2 separate regions of the Homo sapiens genome follow, and region 2 is linked to region 1. A link is an interaction called in ENCODE POLR2A ChIA-PET data of the cell type or tissue named here. Cell type or tissue: GM12878. All regions are shown on one strand. Links, peaks and the distances in the headings refer to the core of each region. The heading gives the core; the rest is flanking DNA.

Region 1 (8,003 bases), core at 1,624-6,623:
GTGACCTTGGGCAGGTCAGTTAAAATCTCTGTGTTGCAGTGCTACATTTACATGAAGGAGATGCTGAACTTTATTGGTCGGCACTCCAAAAATAATAACTACTGAGGACAATGCCTGCAATTCAGAGTGGAAATCAAAGAGGGATCTCAGAGACTGCACATCTATTACTCCTTTTTTTTTTTTTTTTTTTTTTTTCCTTTTCAGGGGAGAAGGAGTGGTGGTGAAAGAGGGATGGATGCATGCTTGCCTCGGTCGAGCAAAAACAAAACTTCATTGTCTTGAAAAAATTAGCATGCACCTCCTTCCACACATCACTGTGGTAAGAAGAACACAATGAGGATAAAGTGGCCAGGGTTGAAAAGCCCTTCAGAGAAGATCACAGGAGAAATGCTGGCAGAGGAACTGTGAGGCATCTTTGGGACTCTGGTGAGACATTCTTGTCCCTCAGAGTAGAAAAAGGAGGGCTCTGAGGCAGAAGGGCTTGAGTGACCTTAAGCAAATCATTTCACCTTCAAGTATCAGGTCCTTGAACCATAAAATGGAGATGATAATGCCCATATTGTGGTGTGTCAAAACAGTTATACAAAATGACCAGCACATAGAAGCAGCCTGATAGACCCTGGGTTTCTACCCACTTCCATTTATTCACTTACTTTGATAGTAATTTGGCAATAGGACAGCAGATAAAGCAGCCTCCACATTTTCCTATCAGGGAGCAAACCCTCAGCTCCCTTTTCATCTTACACACCCAATTAGCTGATTCCATCCTATGTCCATATTTAGACTCCAGTGAAATTTCTTGGATTCATATTCTCCCTTTACATCAAAAAGCAAACAAATGTGAACAAGGATACAGGGTCATGTTCTGTAGTTTAAAACATCTGTTTGGAGTGAAGGTGTTATACACTTATCTTGTATGCAGACCGCAGGTTCCCTCCCTCCCTCCCCAAGAAAGCAAAAATGGCAACTGAGATGATGATTTGGATGACACAGATGGAAGAATCTTGGGTTATATTAATAGTTTAGGACTGAATTACCGCCTCAATTGTTTCACTCTCCTGTTACTGCTAAGAGCATACAGCATAGACAGAAGCAGTTTGATGAGAGGAAACCCAATTTGCACTGGCAAAAAAAATCTCATAAGTATAAGAGGATCCCAATAATTGGACCAAAACACAACATCATGATTGCAGCATCATGGTCAAGAAAGGACTGCCTTGGCCCCTAAGAAACTTGTGTTTTACTTTCTTCACAGCTGTAGTTCTCAAACTCTTGGGGATCTCTTTCCAATGACACAAGATTTTATGACCCACTAAATGAATCTCTTTGTACCAACCACTGCTTGAAAAAAATCTAATTAGAATCATAGGGGTCCATGGTGCAGCTCTTATGATGTTCCTTAGTAATGTCAAAAGTAAAAGATTCACTGATTCTAGGAGTAAGAAAATACAGTCATGATAATAATTCCTTAATTCCAAATGCTTTGCACTACACCTGTCATTTCACATGTTATTTACTTTTTCACAACTCTGTGAAGTTGTAGCATTGCTCAATCCCCACGACACTGTAAGGTAGGCTTGTTTCATTACTACAGAATTTCATCACTTCTAAGATGCCAAAGGGTAGAATGTGCAACCTTATTTTTTGTGCCCACCCAGAAAGAAAACAGAATACTGCCAATTAATCCACAACACACCATCAATTACATAAACCAAAACACAGCCAGTTTCTGAGATATTAAAATGTAAAAGAAGGAGTGTCTTAGAATTAATGAAATATGGACTTTCCCTTTTGCAGATGAGGAAATTTCTGCTGTGTTAAAGACTAGGCTGCTGACGGAGATTAGACCACCACTCAAAGTCGCACCTTCTAACTTCAACCCAATGGACTCCACCCAACCAGACCTAGTGATTTTGAAGTTGATCTTGGAAGCAAGAGAGAAGGCTCCCACTGTGTATTCTTGAAACTACCACTTTAGAAGAAATGATTTATCACTGATAGATGGCAGCCACGATGGTGGCATTTTAACAAGAAACAACAAACTAGTTTCAGAGGGAAATATGAATGACCACTTGCTTCCTGTCATCATGATATACTGCATTAATACAATATAGGTACAGATCTTGTCATTGGGCATATTTTGTGTCTAATTAATATGTTTACATATATATAACTTTTGATTATTTCTCTGACTTGGCTTCTCTGCTGGGTTTGCAGTCATGAGAGATGAATGGCTGGTAAGTTGACAGCAGAAGAAATAGACCTTTCGATACTTTAATAATGCAGAACAGTCAATTCTAGTTAGCAAGACTGTACAATATAGGTATAGTCAATTGGTCAACCCTTATTATTTGCAGATTCCATAGTTGTGAATTTGCCTCCTTGATAAAATTGAATTGTAACCCCAAACTCAATGCTCATGGTGCTTTTGTGGTTATTTGTGGGCATGCTCAAAGCAGCGAAACTTTAAGTCATGGGATGCACGTGTTCCCAGCTGAGGTCCAACAGTGACGCTCTGGCTTCTTGTGTCAGCTTTCATACTATCAGCAAGTGTTCTCTTTGCAGACTACTTAGTGCCCCGTTTTTCCTCATTTTTGTGCTCTTCATTGGTGATTTTGCTGTAAAAATGGCCCCGAAGCATAATGCTGAAGTGCTGCCAAATGTTCCTAAGCTCCAGAAAACTGTGATGTACCTTACAGAGGAAGTATCTATGTTAGAGAAGCATCATTCAGGCATGAGTTATAGCGCTGTTGGCCATGAGCTCAAAATTGGTGTATTAAATAAGGTGCCCCAGTCAGAATGGCTATTACTAAAAAGCCAAAAACAACAGATGTTAGCAAAGTTGCAGAGAAAAGGGGACACTTATACACTATTGGTGGGAAGGCAAATTAGTTCAGCCACTGTGGAAAGCAGTTTGGAGATTTCTCAGAGAACTTGAAACAGAACTAACATTTGACCCAGCAATTCCATTACAGATATATATCCAAAAGAAAACAAACTGTTCTACCAAAAAGACACATACTTGCATGTTCACTGCTGCACTATTCACAATAACAAAGACATGGAACCAACCTAGGTGCCAATCAATGGTGATTGGATAAAGAAAATATGGTACATATACACCATGAAGTACTATGCATCCATGAAAAAGAACAAAATCATGTCCTTTGCAGCAACATGCATGCAGCTGGAGGCCATTCTTCTCATTGAATTATCACAGGAACAGAAAACCAAATACTGCATGTTCTCACTTGTAAGTGGGAGCTAAACATTGGGTGCTCATGGACATAAAGATGGCAACAATAGGCACTGGGTACTACTACAGCAGGGAGGAGTGAGTGGGGGTAAGGATTGAAAAACTATTGGGTGCTATGCTCAGTACCTGGGTGACAGGATCATTTGTACCCCAAACCTAAAAAAAAATTCTTCCTTATATTTATTTAAAATCTGCTTCCTAATAAATTTTCTTTAATTAAAAATGTTAATATCCCAGAAAAAATAAGGCATCTTGAAACAGAAACGTACATTAAACAAGGTTATTTATTGATTGGCTGATGAAAATGGTGCAAACAAAGGCTCACAGGAACCCAACTTCATTCTTGCTAAGTAGAATGGACTGTTTTGGGGTCCTAAAGTATCAAAAGGGCTGTTTCTTCTGTCGCCCACTTACCAGCTGTTCATATCTCATGACTGCAAACACAGTGGAGAAGCCAAGTCAGAGGCATAATCAAGAGTTATTTAGGTCAGGTGTAGTGGCTCATGCCTGTAATCCCAGCACTTTGGGAGGCCGAGGCGGGTGGATCACTTGACGTCAGGGATTTGAGACCTGCCTGAGCAACATGGTGAAACCCTGTCTCTACTAAAAATAAAAAAAATTAGCCAGGCATGTTGGCGCATGCCTATAATCCCAGCTACTTGGGAGGCTGAGGCACAAAAATTGCTTGAACCCAGAGGCAGAGGTTGCAGTGAGCTGAGACTGCACCACTGAACAGCACTCCAGCCTGGGCAACAGAGTGAGACTCTGTCTCAAAAAAAAATAAAAATAAAAAAGAATTATTTATATACATATACCAAGTAGACAAAAGTATGCCTGATGATCTGGAAGGAAACAGAAAAATAGAATGACAGTGGTGGTGGGAGTATAGGTTTTTAACATTCTTTTGTTCCCATTTCCAATTGTTGGCATTTCTTTGTAGATTTACGTATTAAAAACAAGAACGACTGTCAGGAAGGCGAGGAAGCACTGCCTAACAGAGCATGGCAGTGGTGGAAAAGCAGACCAGGGAGCCCACAAGGAGACAATGATAGAGAAGTCTTTCTTTGGGAGAGCATCCTTAGCTGTGGAACAGGCCGAGATGCTTACAGAGGAAGGATGGACCTCTGTATAAGCTCTGTAGCCTTCTCAGTAAAAAGTAAACAGAAAAAAATGGGGGGAGAGAAGGAATGAAGAAAGTGAGTCTATGGCCTTAGTGCTTCTCTGCTTAGGATAGAGCACTGGCAAGCATATGAAAACACATACATTTCATTGCTAAAAATAAAGAATCAAAAGTGCTTTTGTTTAAGCCTTGATGTGATATTAGCAATAAAGAGCCACCAGTTGCAGGAGAACCACAATACATCCATAACCCCCAAAATATATTAGTTTAGGGGAATTGTTGTCAACAGTAGGAACAATTAAGACTGTGTTGTTATAGAAATACTGTGCCTAGCTGGTTTGCAAAAGAAAACTGCCTCTGATGACTTAGGTCTGGAGGGCCTTTGAAGGCAGTTTCTTTCCTGTGACCAGTAACTGATTTTTCACAAAATTGTGCATTGACTATTTCTCACAAGAGGTTTTGAAAATGAAGCTGGGTTTCAGGTTCGACTCACATGAGCTACTTTTATTTGGACAGTCTTTGTTTTTCTCAGTCTCGTCGGCAGTCCTTCCGGGGCCTTCCTCAATCCCTGGCCGGGGCTGAGGCCTGGCCGTTGTTTGGGATGAAAAGGTATTGGAAGGCTGGCTGCTAATTGGAGCTTGCACCTGCAGACCCCAGCCTTGGAGGCGACTCGGCACAGGCTACTGCTCTATGTGTGTATGCTTGTGTGTGTGCATTTTATTTCCTCAATGAACACTGGAATGTGGCATGGTTTTTTGGCCTGGGTATGCTGGAGGAGATCCAAGCTGCTTGGCCACTTTCTCTGTTCTGGGGAAGGGCGGGGTGGGGGGGCACCTCCTTTACTCTCTAAGAAGGAGGGATTTCTAGCTATGCAAATATATCCAGTGCATTCTGATCTAATCTCTTCTGGCCCCAAGAGGGGACTTACCCAGATAAGAGGCGCTCTTCAGAGAAAGTGAGAGGGTGCCACAGCAGGGCTTTCACCCACCAATAAGCTGATGAATTTTTAATGAGTTTCTCACACTTCACTCTAGTAACATTATCCAGGCAGTGCTGAAGAGGAATGGCTACAACCTCTGTGCTCAGCCAAAGACGAGAGAAATGGACAAAATACCCAGGTGGACCTAACGACCATGCCTCTGTTTCTCCCCACCCCACAATACCCAGGGGTTCAACCTAATGCACATATTTAATTTTGTGCATCTGATCAATTTTGGCATACATATATGCCCATGAAATCATCACTGCAATCAAGGAACAAATTCATTTTCTTTCTCTTTGTAATCTCTCCCTCTCACTCCCCATTCACCAGGTCCCCAGGCAAGTATTGATCTGCTTTCTATAACTAGACTGCTTGCACATTCCAGAACTCCATATAAATGAAATCAAACATTGTGTATTCTTTTTGGTGTCTGGCTTACTTCACTTGGTATGATAATTTCAGGATTTATTCATATTGTAGGTATCAACAGTTCATTCCTTTTTTTCTGCTTAGTATTGCATTGTGTGGACACAGCACAGTCTGTTTATTCATTCACCTGTTGATGGGCATTTGGGTTGTTTCCAGTCTGAGGCTATTACCAAGAAACCTGCCATGAAACCAAGACAGGAGGATTGCTTGAGGCCAGGAGTTAGAGACCAGTCTGGGCAACATAGTGGAGAACTCATCTCTACAAAAAATAAAAACATCAGCCAGGTTTGGTGGTACACGCCTGTGATCCCAGCTACTTGGGAGGCTAAGATGGGAGGATTGCTTGAGCTCAAAAGGTTGAGGCTGCAGTGAGCCATGATCACATTACTGCACTCCAGCCTGGGCAATGCAGAGCAAAATCCTATCTTAAAAAAAAAAAAAAAAAAAAAAGGTCAAAGCAGGCCCAGACCATTTCCACTTTTTGAAGTTCTTGGGATATTAAAAATGAAAGAAGGAATCCCAAAATAGACCTATAAAATATGCTATATTTAAAATGTATACATGCTTTTGAACATATTAAAAATTCAACATGTAGGTAACACTGGAAATGATATCAGGATTTTGAATTTGAAGCTCAATGTGGGGCCTAGGACAAAGGGTCTCCTGGCCATTGACCACTTTGTGATGGGTCCTGAGGGGCCAGCACCAGCTAGGGGCCCTTCCCACATACCCTGTACACTCTAAAGTCATATGTGGCACGGTTATTCTTTATATGCTTGGGGTCAAATCAATGCTACAGAGATAGCTCTGGAAAGAAAGAGCATTTTCTGGGTGTACACAGATTTTCTGCCAGAACTGGGAAGGCCAATCACAAACACTGGCCTTTTGGAGAGATCCCTTGCTCTACTCACCAAAATCAGCAAGCCTGCGGGGTCTGAGGTTTCCTTTGGGTTGACTATAGTCTTGGATGTCTCTGCTTACTTTGAGATCAGAATGGTGCCATGACCATGAGAGGGGTCGCTCCACTTGAAGAATCCCCAGATCCCTCCCAGCCATGGCATGGAAGCTCCCACCCTCTGAGGACCGTTATGGTCGCCTGGGTGTAACTTTAGTCTCCTTTTGCCTTTGGGTGTGTCTAGTGTAATGGTTCTCTGTGTGGGGTGATTTTGCCCTCCAGAGGCCACTTAACATTGACTGGAGACATTTTTGGTTGTTACAACTTGGGGAGTGCTATGGGCATTTAATAGGTTGAGCCTAGGGTGTTGCTGAACATTCTACAATGCACAAGGCAGCTGCCCACAATAAAGAATTATTCAGTCCCAAATGCTAGTATTGTTGAGTCAAGAAATCTTGGTCTTTTTTTTTTCTTTTTTAAGACAGGATCTTGCTCTGTTGCCCAAGCTGGAGTGCAATGGCACGATCATGGCTCACTGCAGCCTCAAATTCCCAGGCTCAAGCAATCTTCCCACCTCAGTCTCCTGGGCAGCTGGGACCACAGACGCATGCCACCATGCCAGCTAATTTTTAAGTTTTTTGTAGAGACAGGGTCTCCCTCTGTTGCCCAGGCTGATCTCAAACTCCCGGGCTCAAGTGATCCTCCCACCTTGGCCTTCCAAAGTGCTGGGATTACAGGGCTGAGACACCATCCCGGTCAAGAAACCTTGGTCTTTATGATCTAATCAGGTGTCAAGCAGAGTGGACAGAGGGTGGCTGATGTAGTCTGAGAAAGGGGTTCTTTGTTCATTAATCCAAGAAGGCTGTGATATAGACACAGAGATAGGGTAACAAAATTCAGGGGACTGAAGAACTAGCTGCCCAAGACCTCTCGCCCTCTCTCTTCCCTTTCTCCTCATTTTCCTTCTCCCTCCTGTTGAGAGCTTTGGAGTGTAACAGACCTGTTTTCAAACCCAGGTCCTGCTGCCTGGTAACCTTGGGCAGCTTGCTAAAGCTCTTTGAACCTCAGTTTCTTCACCTGAAACATGGAAATAACAATAGGACTTTTCAGAATTATGAAAATTAAACAAGAGAAGTCAAACCATGTAAAAAGTTTGTTGGGGCCTAGCACATGGGAAGAATTCAGTAAGTGACAGTGATTATTATTATTTCATGAATGGAGCATGACCTGACACAAAGCACCTTGCCAGCTGTGTTCTCTAGCCACTCAGCCACAGTTGGTGTACATTTTTATTAGTCTACAAAATTATTTACTCTAAAAG
Region 2 (8,003 bases), core at 938-5,937, 1.0 Mb before region 1:
AAAAAATGGGAGTAACTTGAATTGGGTAAATAATTATAGTAATTCATATGATGGAATACCATGTAGCTAATTTAAAAAGTAAAGTTACCCTACAGGTACTGCTATGAAAATTTGCCTAAGATACAATGATAAGTAAAAACATGTTACAGAGTAATAACGTGTTGCATAGGACAATACTGTAAATGTGGTTCATTCCATCAACAGACACTGAGCCCTGCGACGTGCCTGGCTCTATTCTACATCTGAGGGACACAAGGTGAACAAGACCAGGCCACTGTATTCAACATCTACATTTAATGGAAATTTTTGAAAGAAGACTTGAGAGATTATAACAGTGGTCTTCAGCATCAGGGAGTAGGCCTAGAAGAAGAGGAGGTCAAGAAGTGGCTTTTCTTATTATCTTCTTAACTCTTCAAATTTTTACTATGAGCAATTATTATTTTTTATTAAAATTTTAGGCCAGGCTTATGGCTGTAATCCTAGCAGTTTGGGAGGCCAAGGTGAGCGGATCACTTGAGGTTGGGAGTTCGAGACCAGCCTGACCAACATGGAGAAACTCTGTCTCTACTTAAAAAAAAAATACAAAATTAGCCAGGCATGGTGGCACATGCCTGTAGTCCCAGCTACTCAGGAGACTGAGGCAGGGGAATTGCCTGAACCTGGGAGACAGAGGTTGCAATGAGCCAAGATCACGCCACGGCACTCCAGCCTAAGCAATAAGAGCAAAACTCCATCTCAAAAAAAAAAAAAAAAATTAACAAATTTTTAAAAATATAATGAAAGTTTAGTAAACAAATGTCCTGCAAACCAGTTGCCTAAGGCCCTCGGCAAATACCTCAGAGCTGTATTTGGCCATTTTTTTTTTTTTACCACTATGAAATGCCTTTGATTTCAGTCACTTTACCTCTCTGTGGCCTTAACTTCCTGGCTGAGAGGCTGGGCTGTTGATATCCAGCCTGACTATTCCTCAGGGCAGCAGAGAGAATGAAGCAAAACTGGGAATGTTATCAGCACTGTATAAATTGTAAAGTATGTTACAAACCCAAGAGATTGCACTTCTATTGCTAGCACCCTGCACAAGACACAAAAGGCAATGAGGGGAACTGAAAAATAATTGTTATATGACCAGATGGTGAACAAAGTACCGATCTTGGGGGGTAAATCACAGGGTCGGGAAGCATAAGAAACATAGGGTTCTTATTTCCATCAGTAAAAAACGTAGTAACCTTTGAAAAACAGTGCAGCCAACTTTATTAAAAATAGCATCTGAGCTGGGACAAGTTCCAACAAGACTATAATGTTAGCTCCTCAAAGCACCTCTGAAAGCAATTCTATGACTGCCAAGGGGTGCTACCAAAACACAAACAACAATAACAAAATCCCAGGAAGGATGATTCATAAATGCATAAGACGGATAAAGAAAGAAATGTTTTGAAGCAATTTACAAGGAAAACAAGTTAGAATTTCTTCCTTGGTCGAGGGGTAAAGGATGAAGACGGCCTTGCCCAGAAGGAGGAAATAATCAAAACAATGGCATTAAAAGGTCTGGAAAAACCAATGAGAACACTGTCAAAATATGGAAGAGCCTAAAACAAAAACACAGGGACCAGGAAGCATCCTTGGAGAAGAGCCAGACCATGCCACAGATTAAAAAACGAAGGCCCAGAGAAGTAAACTTACTTGCCCAAGATCTTTCTAAGGCACCTCATTTATCTGCATCCTAGGACATGCAGCCTTTCTTTCAAGTTTGTACAAGGAAGGGACACAAGAAAGGCCAAAGATAACATGTAAGGATTTCTAAGTACATAGAGAATAAGTCATTAATTATAGACCATAAATTAAAGTGGATGACAGAAGAGGTGAACATTGCTGCTAAACCCACATTTGTAGATCTATCGTTCAAAAGGCTACTCTACTTATCAACTATACTTTCAAAGTACAAAGCACATAAAGGACCTATTTTCAAAAGGACTAGTGTCCCCAGAATTCTGATGACAAAGATCATTCCTATAGTCTTATGAAGAAAGTGAAGCAAAAATGAAGTGACTCAGCCCAAGATCTCAGGATGAGTCAGAAGACACCTGACAGAATTCAAGGGTGATTACAGAGGAATTATGGCTACCGATGCCTCTGATGTAATTAATAATAATAGAGAACTCATAAATAGCATAGACTGTGTACAGTTACTGTTCTAGGGATTTTACTTGTATTTCATTCATTTTCATCTTCATAATAACTCTATGAGGCAGACACTGCTACTGGCCTTATTTTAAAGATAAGAAAACTGAGAGGGCAGGGAACTATTCAAGTTCACACAGCTACTAAGTACTGGAATTGGGTTTGAACTTGAACAATCTGGCTCCAGTGTGTGTGCCCCTAACTACTACATAATATTGACTCTCAGGGAGGCAGAGTCTCCTTGGAACCACAGAACTGAAAGAACTGAAGAAACCGAAGAGGTCACAAAGTTGTTGGGAGAACCCCCTTCCTTCTGAAGCACCCCTTGAAATTTTCTAGAATGAGAACACACAAGTCCTTTTCCATGGAATCTCTACAGAGTACTGGCAACTTGTTTAGAGAAAACATAAAATTGAGGTTGGGAGTCAGAGGAGACATGAGATGTAGTTAAGAGGAAAGCAGATTTTTTTTCAAAATCACTTCAAAGACTGTGGACCTTTTATCTAGCCAAAGAATAAAAACAAATAATGTCAACTTTTAAAATGCTAAAAGAGAAAACCGTACCAAAAAGCAAATTTGAGTTCTAGAGAGTAAACCATTCTACACCTAATAATGAAATAATGTGCAATCTTTACTAAATACTTGGATAGATACTGACAATAATATAACAAAAACAATGGAAAAGGGAGAGAAAGAAAGTGCATATGCAGAACAAAATGTGTTAATATATTAATGTAGCTTATCTCTTGGTAACATAGCTTATCTCTTGGATTATTGCAGGGAGAGGGTAGGGGAGGAGAAAACTGGCGATGAATTAAATAGAGGAACGAAATTATTTATTTTAATCCAAAGAAAGCTGCAGAATATCTGTTATGCCTTTAAAAGATACGAACCCACAGACCAGCCTGGAGCACCCTCCATCTCCTCCTCTGGCTGCCTCTCCTCATCATTTGGTTTCAATGTCACTTCTTCAAAGCTACCTTCCCTGACCCTTCCCACTCATAGAATCCTGTCTGTTCCTCCACAGCCCTTAGCACAATCTGTAACATCATAATTGTAATTATTTAACAACTGTCTTCCCACTAGACCACAGGTCTGCAAATTACAGCCTATGGGCAGAATATGACCCACCAATTGTTGTCATAAATAAAGTTTTACTGCAACACAGCCATGATCATTCATTTACTTATGGCAACTACTTTCACAATATTAACAGCAGAATTGCGTAGCTGTGATAGAGACACTACGGCCCACAAAGTCTAAAGCATTTACTGTCCAGACATTTACAGAAAAGCTTACCAACCCCTGTACTATGCCATAAGCTTTATAAGGGCAGCAATTAGGTCTGATTCATTTGCCAGCACCTAGTAGAATGTCTGGTTGTATAGAAGGCACTTGATAAATTTGCTCACTGAATAAACTTGGGAAGCAGGGGAAAAGTTAGCAGTAGGTGCCACTCATTCAGAGAACTTCACATCTACATATTCATTTAATCTTGCCTGCCACCCCAAGGCAGATTACTCTTAATATCCCCATTCTACACATGAAAAAAATGTAGGGAACCTGCCCAAGCTCACTCAGCCAATAAGAGCAGATCTGGGATTCAAACCTATGTAAATTCGGTTCCTGAGTCTGAGCTCTGGACCACAAGCCAGGAGAGGAGATATTTTCATTCACATTTTCAGTAATTCTTTAGCTACAGATGTAAGGCTTGGGCAGCCAGCCAGGAACTGTCTCTGAGTATGTCCACTTTGGCTGCTGGCTGTCACACATTACCTAACCACCGGGCACTTACCCAGAGTGGCTACGAATGCCTGACCTGTTTAGTTAGCAACATATCACCACGGAGCCCCTGTCCCACTGAGCAATACTGAATGTGACTCTCTCTGCCAAATAAATCACTGATGGGGACTCATTATCCCCATGTCATAGCTGAAGGAAATGAGGTTAACTAACTTGCCAAGGTCAAGTGTTAGCATGAGGCAGAGGTAAGTGGTGAACCTATGATCTTAACACCATTATTCCACAACCCTGGCTCCTGTTTCAACAGCCCACTCCTCTCCAGGCTTCAACAGGGAAAGCAATCATGAACAAGAAGGCAGTCAAGGGGCATTTTCATCCCACAGCATGACAACATGTCACTTCTATGTCTTATGTCAGAAGTCCCCAACCCCCAGGTACAGTTCTGTGACCTGTTAGGAACCAAGCGGCACAGCAGGTGAGCAGGCATTACCACCTGAGCTCTACCTCCGGTCAGATCAGCAATAGCATTAGATTCTCATAGGAGAGTGAACTCTATTGTGAACTGCGCATCAGAGGGATCTAGGTTGCATACTCCTTCTGAGAGTCTAATGCCTGATAATCTGAGGTGGAACGTTCATCCCAAAACCATCCCCAGCTCTGCCCAGGTTTGTGGAAAAATTGTCTTCCACAAAACCTGTCCCTGGTGCCAAAAAGTTTGGGGACCGCTATCTTACATGATATTGAATTAAAAAAAAAAAAAAAAAAAAACCTCTGAAAAAAACCTTGGCCAGGCGCAGTGGCTCACGCCTGTAATCCCAGCACTTTGAGAGGCCGAGGTGGGTGGATCACGCGGTCAGGAGTTTGAGACCAGCCTAACCAATATGGTGACACCCCGTCTCTACTAAAAATACAAAAAATTAGCCGGGCGTGGTGGCACGCGCCTGTAAGCCAAGCTACTAAGGAGGCTGAGGCAGGAGAATTGCTTGAACCCAGGAGGTGGAGGTTGCAGTGAGCTGACATCGTGCCATTGCACTCCAGCCTGGGTGACAGAGAGGGACTCCATCTCAAAACAACAACAACAAAAATTAGCCGGACATGGTGGCATGCACCTATAATCCCATGTACTCGGGAGGCTGAGGCAGGAGAATAGCTTGAACCCGGGAGGCAGAAGTTGCAGTGAGCCGAGATCGCGCCACTGCACTCCAGCCTGTGAGGTGAAGACAGACTCTATCTCAAAAAAAAAAAAAAAAAAAGAAAACCTCAACATGACTTCATTTAATAATTGTACACAGAAGCCAAAACATCTGCCACTGAAGAAAGCTGACCTGGGATACTTGACTACATGACCATCCCAAGTCATTCTAGCAAGGAGCATTAAAGAACATCTAGAAAGAAGCTGTGGCTGGCAAAACAATTCTCCATATATTTAGAGATAACAAAATGAAGTCCTCATGCAAAACTAAAACTTCAAGTCAAAAGCAGAACAAAGAATCTTGAGACCATGCCTGTTTTCTAGCTGCAGGTGGAAGACAAGGAAATAGCCACTTATGTCACTGAACTCAGTGAGCTAGAAGCAAGAACCTCATTTCCAATTCAATCCTTCTACAAAGCCACCAAGATGCTGCCTGAATTATCATGTCCCCTAAGCTCCTACTTTACCCACAAATACACTTCCCATCTGTTCCCAGAAAGGCAGCAGAGGAGGCTGGGGTCCTTGCAAAATCCTAGGTCAAAGAGGCCTTGATATGGTTTGGCTCTGTGTCCCCACCCAAATCTCATCTAGAATTGTAATTCCCACAATTCTAGGGGCCTGGTGGGAGGTGATTGGATCATTGGGGCGGTCTTTCCCCTCGCTGTTCTCATGATAGTGAGTGAGTTCTCACAAGATCGGGTTGTTTGAAAGTGTGTGGCACTTTCCCTTTCTCTCTTGCTCTCTCCTGCTCCACCATGGTAAGATGTGCCTGCTTTCCCTACACCTTCTGCCATGATTTTAAGTTTCCTGAAGCCTCCCAGTCATGCTTCCTGTTAAGCCTTTGGAACTGTGAGTCAATTAAACCTCTTTTCTTCATAAATTACCCAGTCTCAGGTAGTTCTTTATAGCACTGTGAGAATGGACTAATATAGGCCTGCTCTGTAAATTTTATTAATAGGGTGATTTCATCCTCCCATCTTCTCATCCAAGCTCAAGGTCTTCATCAGTGAAAATCACAACACCTGCATTCCCACCTTACAGCATGGGGAGCACTGCAGGAGTCAACATGCCTCAATGCACTTGTGCGGCAACCCGGCCCTCGGGAACCAGTCCCTCCTGGGTCAGTATTGCACCATCAGAGATATTTTCCACTAATGTAACAAAACCATCCTGAAATGTGCTGATTATGAAATGTAAAATATAAAATTCTGGGCTCTCTCCTCCCATCCTCAAATAGAGTAGCAATGGGAGAAAAAACATGAGTAAGTTGTTCTTTACAGCAATGTTATTTACTCAAAACTCTCTGTGGTGAGCTACATCCAGAAACTAAAAACATGGAGATAAAATGAATGGATAGAGTAATTTTGTATCTGTCAAGTTTAGTAACAAAAAAATTAAGGCTTGCATTTTATTTCTCTTTGGGTTTTTTTAATTCCATTTTGCTAGTTATTCCTTTTTATTGTATTTTACAAATATATTGGTCTGAGACAGATTGAAAATAACAATAAAACTGGTCCTTCCCTACAGACTCTGAAAATAATTACCAACAGCAAGGTATTTAAATAAAATTGAGTTTATTTTCCTAAATATGTGAATAGCTGCTGAAGCTCACTTCTAATAAGAGAAATGCAAACTACAAATATACTAAGACACCATCTTTCCCCTGACTGGCAAAGATCAAAAGGTTTCTGGGTAGCACACTGCTTTGGCAAGGCTGCAGGCAGCCAGAGTCACACATATTGCTGATGGAGGGCAATTTGGCAAAATCCATCCCAGTTACAAATGCAAATCCATTTTTAGGAAGTCGGTCCACAGATATACTCCCACATATGGACAAAGTTGTTCCTTACAGCCTTGTTTGTAAAAACCGAAGACTAGAAAACTACCTACAACATGTCCTGCTAGTCAGTGAGGGCCTGGTTCAGTGAATTCAGTAGACTCAAGCAAGTGAATACTCTGCAGCCATAAAAAAAGAATGAGGTGGCTCTTCCCACAGACCCTCCTACAAGACACAAACAGCAAGGGGCAGATCAGGACAGATCAGGGTATACTCTATGTACTCTTTGTGTTTTTAAAAACTAAGAGAGAAATATAAACACAGTTGCTTGTATATGCATATAACTCTAAATGGAAGCATAAGAAACTATAACTATTGATAGATGCCAGAGATAAGAATTGGACACTGGGTCTATTTTCAACATACAACCTTGTGCACATTTTGAAATTTCTGCCACATAAACTCATAGTACCTATTCAGACACTTTACTTAAAAATTTAGAAAAGAAACTGCGCTTAGCTACTTCATGTATTTCTCAGTTAGGAAGGCTGTGTGTGCCAAATGACACAAAAGAGTGTGGTATAAGCTCATTCAAAGACAACATATCTTTTACTACAGAATGTGCTCTCATTCTCAGGAAAAGGAAAAACATTGTATCTTGACTAGTGACAACAAAAGCTTGGCCACACACCACCAGCATGTGTCTTCCAATGGCATTTTTGTCAGAAATCATAGCTTCTTCCTCCTTTTGTCCTGCAGCCCTTCCCTAGTTCTCCTTGACTGAAAACCATAGCTGGTTTATAACACACATGCTCGTCTTCTTGCCACTGCTCACCAGCAGGAGTGGTTCTTATTTTATAGACCCAGAGAGGCCTCAGTGACCTGCCCAACACCGCTAAAGCTGGAAAGCAATCAGAGCCTGGGATTTCTGAGTCCTAGCTCAGGGCTCTGTCTACTACAGTGTTTGGTGGACTCTTTCACTAATGGAAATAAGAAGGGCACTGGAAGAAAGTGGTAATGCAATGCCCAGGCAACAGGCTAAGCACTAGACATCAATCTCTCTGCTTAAGCCCCACAATGACCCAGGAAGGTAAGTTCTCTCATCACCCACAG

Evidence for each region. ChIA-PET counts read pairs that join two places held together with the same protein. Peaks named below come from ENCODE experiments on the same cell type or tissue, not always from the same donor. Only the 100,000 strongest peaks of a DNase experiment are listed, where the experiment ranks them.
Region 2: POLR2A ChIA-PET joins it to region 1 with 10 read pairs; 1 of 35 experiments calls an interaction of 5 or more read pairs at or near these places.

What each region holds. Positions count from the first base shown.
Region 1 is chr4:53,636,009-53,644,011 of GRCh38, forward strand. It overlaps a transcript of LNX1 not described here. Among named protein-coding and RNA genes, the nearest start is that of LNX1-AS2, 47 kb to the left of the region's middle. In GM12878, for the core only: no CTCF peak of the experiment used is centred there; DNase peaks (open chromatin) are centred at 4,703 and 5,323; H3K27ac peaks cover 1,358 bases.
Region 2 is chr4:52,640,070-52,648,072 of GRCh38, forward strand. The region is part of intron 1 of USP46 (ubiquitin specific peptidase 46); the gene reads right to left. Among named protein-coding and RNA genes, the nearest start is that of USP46, 15 kb to the right of the region's middle. RefSeq lists enhancers at 1,875-1,944, 1,955-2,144. In GM12878, for the core only: no CTCF peak of the experiment used is centred there; DNase peaks (open chromatin) are centred at 2,032 and 3,865; H3K4me3 peaks cover 2,793 bases; H3K27ac peaks cover 4,192 bases.